2 separate regions of the Mus musculus genome follow, and region 2 is linked to region 1. Evidence: chromatin loops called from intact Hi-C (ENCODE). Cell type or tissue: heart. All regions are shown on one strand. Each heading gives the region's core, and the rest is flanking DNA. Links, peaks and the distances in the headings are about the cores only.

Region 1 (5,451 bases), core at 1,220-3,719:
TCGAGCGCCATCTTGGGACTACCGCCACACCCGCTCCCTACACCCACACACCTATGGTCACTTGATCTTTGACAAGGGAGCTAAAACCATCCAGTGGAAAAAAGACAGCATTTTCAACAAATAGTGCTGGCAGAACTGGTGGTTATCATGTAGAAGAATGCGAATTGATCCATTCTTATCTCCTTGTACTAAGGTCAAGTCTAAGTGGATCAAGGAACTCCACATAAAACCAGAGACACTGAAACTTACAGAAGAGAAGTGGGGAAAAGCTTCGAAGATATGGGCACAGGGGAAAAATTTCTGAATAGAACAGCAAAGGCTTGTGCTGCAAGATCGAGAATTGACATTGGGACCTCATAAAATTGCACAGCTTCTGTAAGGCAAAAGACACTGTCTATAAGACAAAAAGGCCACCAACAGATTGGGAAAGGATCTTTACCTATCCTAAATCAGATAGGGGACTAATATCCAATATATATATAAAGAACTCAAGATGGGCTCCAGAAAACCAAATAACCCCATTAAAAAATAGGGCACAGAGCTAAACAAAGAATTCCCAACTGAGGAATATCGAATGGCTGAGAAGCACCTGAAAAAATGTTCAACATCCTTAATCATCAGGGAAATGCAAATCAAAACAATCCTGAGATTCCACCTCACACCAGTCAGAGTGGCTAAGATCAAAAATTCATATGACAGCAGATGCTGGCAAGGATGTGGAGAAAGGGGAACACTCCTCCATTGTTGGTGTGATTGCAAGCTTGTACAACCACTCTGGAGATCAGTCTGGCAGTTCCTCAGAAAATTGGACATAGTACTACTGGAGGATCCCACAATACCTCTCCTGGCCATATATCCAGAAGATGTTTCAACAGGTAATAAGAACACATGCTCCACTATGTTCATAGCAGCCTTATTTATAATAGCCAGAAGTTGGAAAGAACCCAGATTTCCCTCAACAGAGGAATGAATACAGAAAATGTGGTACATTTATACAATGGAGTACTACTCAGCTCTTAAAAACAATGAATTTATGAAATTCCAAGGCAAATGGATAGACCTGGAGGGCATCATCCTAAGTGAGGTAACCCAATCACAAAAGAACTCACATGAGATGTACTCACTGATTAGTGGATATTAATCCAGAAACTTAGAATACCCAAGATACAATTTGCAAAACACATGAAACTCAAAAAGAACAAAGACCAAAGTGTGGACACTTTGCCTCTTCTTAGAATTGGGAACAAAACACCCATAGAAGGAGTTACAGAGACAAAGTTTGGAGCTGAGACAAAAGGATGGATGATCCAGAGAGTGCCCCACCCGGGGATCCATCCCATAATCAGCCGCCAAACACAGACACTTTTGCATACACCAGCAAGATTTTGCTGAAAGGACCCTGATATCGCTGTCTCTTGTGAGGCTACGCCAGTGCCTGGCAAACACAGAAGTGGATGCTCACAGTCAGCTATTGGATGGAACACAGGGCCCCCAGTGGAGGAGCTAAGAAAGTACCTAAGGAGCTGAAGGGGTCTGCAACCCTATAGGTGGAACAACAATATGAACTAACCAGTACCCCCAGAGCTTGTGTCTCTAGCTGCATATGTAGTCGGCTATCATTGGGAAGAGAGGCCCCTTGGTGTTGCAAACTTTATATGCCTCAGTACAGGGGATCAGTACAGGGGAAACACCAGGACCAAGAAGTGGGAGTGGGAGTGGGTGGGGGGGTGGGGGGGTATAGGGGACTTTCAGGATAGCATTTGAAATGTAAATGAAGTAAATATCTAATAAAAAATTGGGAAAGAAAGACAGACAGACAGACTTATTTATTTTATGTATAAGAGTGCACTGTAGCTGTCTTTAGACACACCAGAAGAGGTCATCAGATCCCATTACAGATGGTTGTGAGTCACCATGTGATTGCTGGGAATTGAACTCAGGACCTCTGGAAGAGCAGTCAGTGGTCTTTAGCACTGAGCCATCTCTCTAGCCCTCCTTATGAACTTTTGAAGTCTTCATCTGTCACTCCATCTTGGAGTTCAACAGTTGAAGGGTTTTCTAAAAGTTTTCAAAAACTAGAAGCTACTCTTTATACGCTTGGATGGGAAGGTCATTTGGACTTGAGGGTTCTTGCCTTTCGTGTGGTTTAGGTTGGCGTTGAGCCTGTATTCAGTACCCATGGCCACCAGAGCCGTCACTTTCTGGGTACAGGGGACCTCTACTGGCCATACTTAGCTTTGCAGTCTGTGGGCTGGGCAAGTTTTTCTCTGTAGAGAAATACTCCAGTGTACACCCCCTGGTGGCTATTGTGGTAGCTGGAGGTGTCTCCCGAGGGCATTGTGGGTGTGGGATGTAAAGGCTGTACTGTGCTCTGTACTTGACTTCCATCTTTCAGACCACTTGTATGTTCACCACCCTGCTGGAGGGATGCAGCTGGGGTCCGCACAGACAGACAGACAGACAGACCTCTGGGCCTTCAGTTTCCAGGCTCTCCTCAGATAGTGGCTTCAGAGTTATCTACCAGCTGACCTCCTCCGGCTCAGGACGCTCAAGCTCCAGCTCCGGGTTGGTCTCAGCAGGTGAAGCCTGCTCAGTTACTGAGGGTGGGGGGCCCTTTTCCTGGAGCTTGACCGCCTGAGTTCAACCTCCTGCCACACCCACTTATCAACCAGTCCGAGCTCCAGCCCCTTCTGCCTGCTCCCTAGACAGGTTCTAGTCCCATAGCTGCGGCAGAATAAACTGGCTTTACTTGTTTCTTGTTCTCAGGCACACAAGGTAGCTCCGTTTCAAACAGTGGCTCTCTCTCCAGTCGGTACATTTCCCAATCCTTGTAAGCCATACAAAGTGATACAAAGGATGCTTCTCCGCTGCTGTTCTGTGCCTCTGTGTTTATTACAGTCTTCAGCTGGATATGAGGCTTTGTGAGGCTGTGCACTCGTCGTGAGGGTAGGGTAGCTAGTCTCTTAACCAGGGCCACCCGGCTTACGTTTCAGATGTAACCCATTTAGGGCTACGTACTGCGGGACTAAGACTTGCCTTCTTTTCCATACAGCATGCATCTTTTTCTCAGCTCTTTCAGGTATCCTATCAATACCTTCAAGGATTTCTGAAGCTTGCTCTCCCATCCTTTTAGATTTATTTATTTTTACTTCAAGTGAGTGAGCGTTTTGCCCGTGGGGAGCCAGAAAGGGCACCGGATCTCCAGGAACTAGAATTAGTTGTATGCTGGGCATTGAACCCCGGGGACTCTAGAAGACAGCCAGTGATCTTAACAATCAAGCCATCTTTCCAGTATCCACCTTAGTTTTGTTCGGTTTTGCTTTTTGTTTGTTTATTTATTTGTTTTGTTTTTAATTTTTCCAGACAGTCCTGGAACTGGCTCTGCAGACCAGGATGGCCTAGAACTCCGCTAATCCTTAGATCCTTCAAGTATCTGAAAATATGACCTCCCTGCCAGGTCTGGGTAACATACTCACCATTGCTAACTGTATCTTTCCCAAGCTTCCATGAGCTATATAGATAGTTTGGCAAAAACTCTGAGTTCTAGGCTTTTGCCTCCCAACGGATGTAATTAAAGGCACAATTCAACACAGCCCCGCTCATTTTTCCTTTTTTATTGTGGCTCATATTCAGTGGGTCTCACAGAGACACATTCCAGTCTGCCATCCTAGCTGGAAGCTTCTGTAACTTTAAATTTTATTATACATTATATATAAAATGTATATATTTATAAAATATTTATTTATAAATATATAAATTATAAAATATATAATATATGATATGTTTGAATTTATATTTATAAAACATTATATTTTAAATTTATGTCTATATAATATATGTATATTATATATATATTTATTTATATTTTAAAATTATAGTTCTAGCAACGATGAGACAATAAAAATTATTGTTCACTTTACTGATTATGGCTAGGAACCCTGGACCCTGACCAAACAGGCACATTTAAGAAAGTGTATTTGCTAAGCTATCTATAGCTCGTGAAGCTTGGAAACAATACAACTAACAATGGTGATTATGTTACCAAGACCTGGCAGGGAGGTCATATTTTCAGATACAACCAGACTACTTGAAGGAAGTAAGGTTTGGCTTTACAATGCTAAGAATCGACCTTTGAGAGGATCAAAAGCAGTTTTTAGTTACCCTGAACCAAAACCCTAGCAGCCAGTCCAGAAAACAGCTTAGAAAGTCCCGTACCTGGATGTGTGAGAGCCAAAGGCCTTTTTGGAAACTCTTGGAATGCAGTCACCATGGAGACAAAGGAGGCTAGCACACTATGTGAGGACTACCCTGGTTGAGCACACAGTAAGACCTGTCTCTAATAGGTGAGGACACACATCAACCTAGGACAAGAGAAAGCAAGGAGACCCAGAGCAGGAATAGAAACACTATTTTTTGGAAAGTGTATCTACTTGGTTAACAAAATTCACAACTTCCAGTTTGGGCTGCTACCTTTGGCCACCGCATGACTAGGCCCTTTAAAGTAATATAAGTAGCTAGGCCTAGTGGCACAAGCCTTTAATCCCAGCTAATAACTCAGGAGGTAGAGGCAGATGGATGTCCATGAGTTTGAGGCCAGCCTGGTCTAAGGAGTGAATTCTAGGACAGCCAGACCATTACAGAGAAACCCTGTCTCAAACAAAACAAAATCTCTGTTAATAAACATTCTCCATGGAAGATATACAAATGGTTAATAAGCACATGAAATAAAAATTAACATCACTAGTCATCAGAGGAATAAAAACCCAAACCACAGTGAGCCATTAACACCTGTTAGGTTAATACAGCAAATGGGCAGGTTAGACCCTCATGCTTGGTTGGAAGAATCTCGTGTAGTGCAGTCACCGTAGAAAACTCTCTCACTGTTGCTCAACAAGCCAGACACAGAGATGTCATATAACACAGACATCATACTCCCTTGTGTAGACCCCAAAGAATTAAAACTCATCACACAGCTGGGTGTGGTGGCGCACACCTTTAATCCCAGCACTCGGGAGGCAGAAGCAGGAGGATTTCTGAGTTCGAGGCCAGCCTGGTCTACAGAGTGAGTTCCAGGACAGCCAGGGCTACACAGAGAAACCCTGTCTCGAAAAACAAACACAACAAAACAAAAAACAAAAAACAAAAACAATTCATCACACAACATATGTATGGTCAACATGCACCTTCACTGTAGGAGACAGTGGAAACACTTGAGACCTAGCAACAAAGCCAGGCCATCTTATATAGCCCTAAAAACAAGCACAATCGTACAAAATGGGCACATCTTGAAAACACAATTTCTGTGTGGTGTCTATTGTGGCGATAAGCACCATGACCAAAAGCAATTTGGGTTGGAAAGAATTTATTTCATGTTACAACTCTTGGGCTCATGATCCATCACTGAGGAAGGCCGGGGCAGGTACTCAAGCAGGAACCTGGAGGAACACAGAC
Region 2 (5,451 bases), core at 1,330-3,829, 87 kb before region 1:
AGTGACAAAAATCACAACCACACAACTATAAAGCCAATGCAGCAATTTAATAGCCATAAACCCAATGCCATAAGCACAATCCTCTGCTTTGCAAAGTGCCTGGCAAACTGAAGCCTCCTAAACAGTATTAGCAGTGTCTGGGTTTCAAGGCTGTGAGTACTCTACTCAGTAAGGAACCTATTGTGTCTGTAACTCAGGACTGACACAAAGGGCAGAAGAGGGATAACACAATTACACTTCACGGTAACACTAGGGTAACGATGACAGGTGAGCACATTGTGAATATGCTTAATGCCACTTAAGATGACCAACCTGGCAAGCTTTATGATATATATTTACCATAAGTGAAAATGTAAGGCTTTATACATTTAATCACCCAAAACTTACACAAGTATTTCCAAGTCTCCAGTGACAGCGTGCAGGCAGAGAGAAGCCATCAACAGAGATGGCAACAGAAACATGAAATGGTTTGGCTTTGGTTCTTATATCAGCTGTACACTTCGCACTGACTGATCACCTCTCAGAGCACAGCACAGGAGGGAGGGAGGCACAATCTTAGGAACTGGCTTTACTGCAGATGCATGGATCCCATTGTGTTTAGGTTCCAGTCCTTTGTCTTATCACCGCTCAGTTGCCAAACCTTTGCCATCCTCTTCCAGTCTGCATAACTAGACCTCCTGCTGTCAGCACCCTGGTTCTCAGTAAACATGCATACATTTTCTCAAGTTCCTCCCCAGATCCCAAGTAGATAGTCCCTCCTGCAAATACCCAGATGGATTCTGGACTCCCAGATCTCAAACCCAACTACAGGAGCCTCACAAACCGTATTCTATTAATTACCCTCATGATAACTTCACTTTCTTCCTCTCTACAGGTTCCTTCTCTTTGTGCGTGTGAATTATTTTTTGTTTGTTTTCTGTTATTTACATACAGAGTCTTGCTATGTAGCCTTGAACTTTCAATCCTCCTGACTCAACTTCCCAAGTTGTTTGGATTACAGGCCTATATCACCAATCCCAGATGTTGGGTCTTTTTTAATTGTTTCTAGTTTTTGCCTCTCATAAATAGTGCTGCTACGAACATTGGTCTTTAAGTCTCTGGGTGGACATGTTTTTGTTTTATTTTGTATTTATCAATATTTTAAATTCCATAAGACAGTAATACTGTATTTTTTTTTATCTATTAAACAAAACTGAGTTCCAGGTCTGTAAGAGCCACAGGATGAGATGCTGTCTCTAAAACAAAACAAGACAAGACGTGTGGTCTGCAGCCTGCACCTTGAAGGCAGCTCTGTTCCGCCTACACTAACTAAGTCTCTGAACTTGGATGGATAGAGTGCCCTTCTAGCATGCACTCCATAGTTTTCAGAGTAAAGGAATGACTGTGCTATGAGGCAGGAAGGGAAAGGCTTCTAGTCACTTACTATTAGAGTTAGAGAAATTGATCAATTCTGACAGCTTTACTAACTCACTGACTTGCTTTCCAAAAAAAAAATTAAGGATATTTCCAGGTCAGCGGAGTAAGCATCCCAAGATTAGTGGCCAATGGTTAGTTTATCCTCTCAAGTGACCATGAATAATGGGGATTACATTGCTTTGACATTTTTGCATTATCCACTCTCAGTTGCCACCATACATCCAAAGCCATCATGATGAATTAAGAGGAAAAGGACAGCTTAATTTGATTAAGGATAACTTTTTACCATTTTATTTTTTGCAAAATTAGTCTGTGTTTTAAATGCCTCAGCATTTGTTTCCCAATCAAAGATGTAAAAAAAATTTTAATTCTACCACATAACAAATTAATTATGATAGCATTCTCATAAGGAGTGCCTAACCTCGCTCATCTTAACCCCTGAACTTTGCTATCTCCTTGTGAAAAAAAAGTCCACAGCCCTTCTGTTTCTCAAACTCTTCAGAAGAAAAATATCTCAACTGTCTTTCCCCATTCCCCAGTTTCCATAAGCATCTGCCTTTATACCTGCTAATCAGAAAACCACATCTTAGTTCCTCCCAACACACATAGCAGCTGAGGAAAATAAAAACGCTGGCATGGGCCACTATTTGCCTTCAGGCAGACTTTGTAACTGATAGAAAATGATGCTAAAAGATGAAACAGTTACTGAAGGGAAAGGGGCGTCATCGCTTACAAAATGGAGCCGGGGCAAATTGGGGAGATGGTTTTGTGTGTAATGCCAAACCTGGCGACCTGAGTTTGGTTCCTGGAATCCCCATGGTGGAAGGAAAGAAGCAATCTCGACAAGATGTCCTCTGACCTCCACATGCACAAGGTGGCATGTGCACACCTACACATATACACAAAAAGGATAAATTTAATTAAAAAAAAAAAAAAGTAAATCCTATGGTTGCACAACTTGCATTTCCCTCCCATCCACCCCCTGCTCTGACTGGTTCTTCCTCCAGGGTCACTGCACTTCTAGCACCTTCGGTTCAGCCTCAGTCACAAGAGAACAACCTAGGACCTGCGTCCAAGAGATTACAACACAGCACAAGTCAACACTCGTCGTCATCCAATGACAGGCGCCAGGCTGGCGTGCTCAGTAGCAGAAGTGGTGGACGTATCTTCGAACATCTCCAAGGGCTGAGTCTATATCTGTTCCCCTCCCTGCTCACTGTCTGACAGGAAACTAAGTAAAAAGTTACTTGTATGTAGCCAAGTAACCAGTTATTATCTCAACCGGAACTGCTCCACTCTCAGCCAATGAGTGCCACAAGGGTATGTCTTCTGCTGGTCAGATTTCAGTGTCTGCATGTGCAGAAACGAATTGTGTTGGGTTTTTTTTTGTTTGTTTGTTTGTTTGTTTGGGGAGGGTGTTTGATTTTTTTTTTTGTTTTTGTTTTGGTTTTGGTTTTGTTTTCTTAAGACAGGAGCACTCCTGTGTCTGTCTAGAACAGAATTCCTGACTCCTGTTGTGCTATGCTCTGTGGAAGATACACACTCTTCCCAAAGCTCTCTGCTGGCCTCAGCTTTACTCTCCAGTGTGAAAGGTGCATTCCCAGCCATCTTGGGTTTCTGTTGTAGTTTTGAGACACTACAAATTTATGATGCCCTTGCTCACAATTCTCCCGTCTCAGCCTCAGGGATTTAGGAAAACAGGCTTAAGCAACCATGCCCAGCCTCATTTATCTATGGCACCACCTCCTTATATCCATCTCTCTGCTCTTTAACAGTGTTCTATATGACAAAAACTCACCAGGGTTGGTGGCACAAAAAAGAGAGGCAGAGACAGGCAGATCTCTGGGAGTTCAAGTCCAGCCTGGTCTACGAAACAAGTTCTAGGACAGCTAGGGCTGTTAACGCAGAGAAACTCTGTCCCAAAAAACAAACAAAACAAAACAAAACAAGTCGAGCCAGCCTTTCCCTGGTAACTGCTCCCCTCAGCCCCCGGTACCCTTGGTCCTGCTAATGGCTGACATAATCTAGGAATCCCAGTATAGAATAAAACTATGGTACTCTGTTCAAAAATTACTCAGACACATTTCTCTTTTAAAAAAAAATGTTTTTGAAACAGGGTCTCACTATATAGATCAGGCTGCCCTTAACCTCACAGCAATCAAATAGTTTCTACTTCCCAAGTACTGGGATTATAGATATCCACTACCATGGCTGACTAAATGTTTTAAAGACATATACATAACGGGCTAGAGAGATGGTTCAGTGGCTAACAGCAACTATTGCAGAAGACCTGAGTTCAGTCCCCAGCAGCCATGCTGGGTGGCGTCCAGCTGCCTATAACTTTAGCTCTAAGAGCATCCTATGCCTTTGACCTCAAACATGACCTGTACTTACATGTACACAAACAGTTAAAAAAAAATACAATCTCACCGGGCATGGTGGCGCGCGCCTTTAATCCCAGCACTCGGGAGGCAGAGGCAGGCGGATTTCTGAGTTCGAGGCCAGCCTGGTCTACAGAGTGAGTTCCAGGACAGCCAGAGCTATACAGAGAAACCCTGTCTAGAAAAAAAAAAAAAAATACAATCTCAAAAAAAGTCTCAGGCTGACGAGATGGCTCAGCGGGTAAAAGCACTGACTGCTCTTCCAAAGGTCCTGAGTTCAAATCCCAGCATCCACATGGTGGCTCACAACCACCCATAAAGAAATCTGATGCCCTCTTCTGGTGCATCTGAAGACAGCTACAGCGTACTTATGTAATAAATCTTTGAGCCGGAGCAAGCAGGGACTGAGTGAGCAGGGTTGACCAGAGTGAGCGGGGACAACCGGAACAAGCAGAGGTCCTAAAATTTAATTCCCAACAACTACATGAAGGCTCACAACCATCTGTTCAGCTACAGTGTACTCGCATACATTAAATAAATAAATCTTTAAAAAAAATAGTCTCATGCACAGAAATGTTAGATTTTATAGCACTGGACAGTGGCCATAGCTGTTGAAAAGGTATGATCTAGAGGCCACCAAACTACAGCCTAAACTCCCAGACTGGTTTGGCTTTACGTTTGAGTTGGTTTGGAGTAGGTAGTAAATGTTTTTTTGTTTATGGTACAGAAATTAAATACCAGGGCCTCACAAGTGTTCTACCAAGAAGCTACATCCCCGGCCCAACATTCTATATAAGTAAGTTTGAGGTTTTATATAATATTTTTATTCTTTGGTTATTTCCTACATGCACACAATGAATTAAAACTTTAACTGTGTTTGTGTGTGTGTGTATGTGTGAGAGAGACAGAGAGAGAGAGAGAGAGAGAGAGAGAATATGAGTATGTGCGTATGAGTGTGCATATGAATGAATGTGTATGGGAGTGTGTGTATGAATGTGTGTGTGTGTGTGTATGTGTGTGGATGAGTGTGTGTGAGAGACAGAGTGTATGTGAATGAGTGTGAATGTGTGTCTGAGTGTGTGTATGAATGTGTCTGAGTGTGTGTGTGTGAGAGAGAGACAGTGTATGTGTGTGTGAATGAGTGTGTGTGTCTGAATGTGAGTGTGTATCTGAGTATGTATATTAATGTGTGAGTGTGTATATGAATGAATGTGAATGTGAGTGTATGTGTGTGAATGAGTGTGTGTGTATGAGTGTATGTGTATGAATGTGTGTGTGTGTGTATGTGTGTGGATGAGTGTGTGTGAGAGACAGTGTATGTGAATGAGTGTGAATGTGTGTGAATGTGTGTCTGAGTGTGTGTATGAATGTGTATGAGTGTGTGTGTGTGTGAGAGAGAGAGAGACAGTGTATGTGTGTGTGAATGAGTGTGAGTGTGTATCTGAATGTGAGTGTGTATCTGAGTATGTATATTAATGTGTGAGTGTGTATATGAATGAATGTGTGTTGAGTGTATGTGTGTGGATGAGTGTGTGTGTATGAGTGTATGTGTATGAATGTGTGTGTGTATGAGTGTATGAATGTGTGTGTGTGTGAATGAGTGTGTGTATGTGAGTGTATGAATGTGTGTGTGTGTGTGTGTGTGTGTGTGTGT

What was found. A loop is a pair of places that touch in the nucleus more often than their neighbours do. Peaks named below come from ENCODE experiments on the same cell type or tissue, not always from the same donor. Only the 100,000 strongest peaks of a DNase experiment are listed, where the experiment ranks them.
Region 2: it touches region 1 in a loop (3-fold over the local background); 6 of 42 quality-filtered maps call a loop at or near these places.

What each region holds. Positions count from the first base shown.
Region 1 is chr10:40,210,375-40,215,825 of GRCm38, forward strand. No RefSeq gene overlaps it. Among named protein-coding and RNA genes, the nearest start is that of Rpf2, 34 kb to the right of the region's middle. In heart, for the core only: a CTCF peak has its summit at 2,264 (motif pointing left); a DNase peak (open chromatin) is centred at 2,247; H3K4me3 peaks cover 434 bases.
Region 2 is chr10:40,122,819-40,128,269 of GRCm38, forward strand. The region is part of intron 1 of Slc16a10 (solute carrier family 16 (monocarboxylic acid transporters), member 10); the gene reads right to left. Among named protein-coding and RNA genes, the nearest start is that of Gm25613, 16 kb to the left of the region's middle. In heart, for the core only: no CTCF peak of the experiment used is centred there; a DNase peak (open chromatin) is centred at 2,503.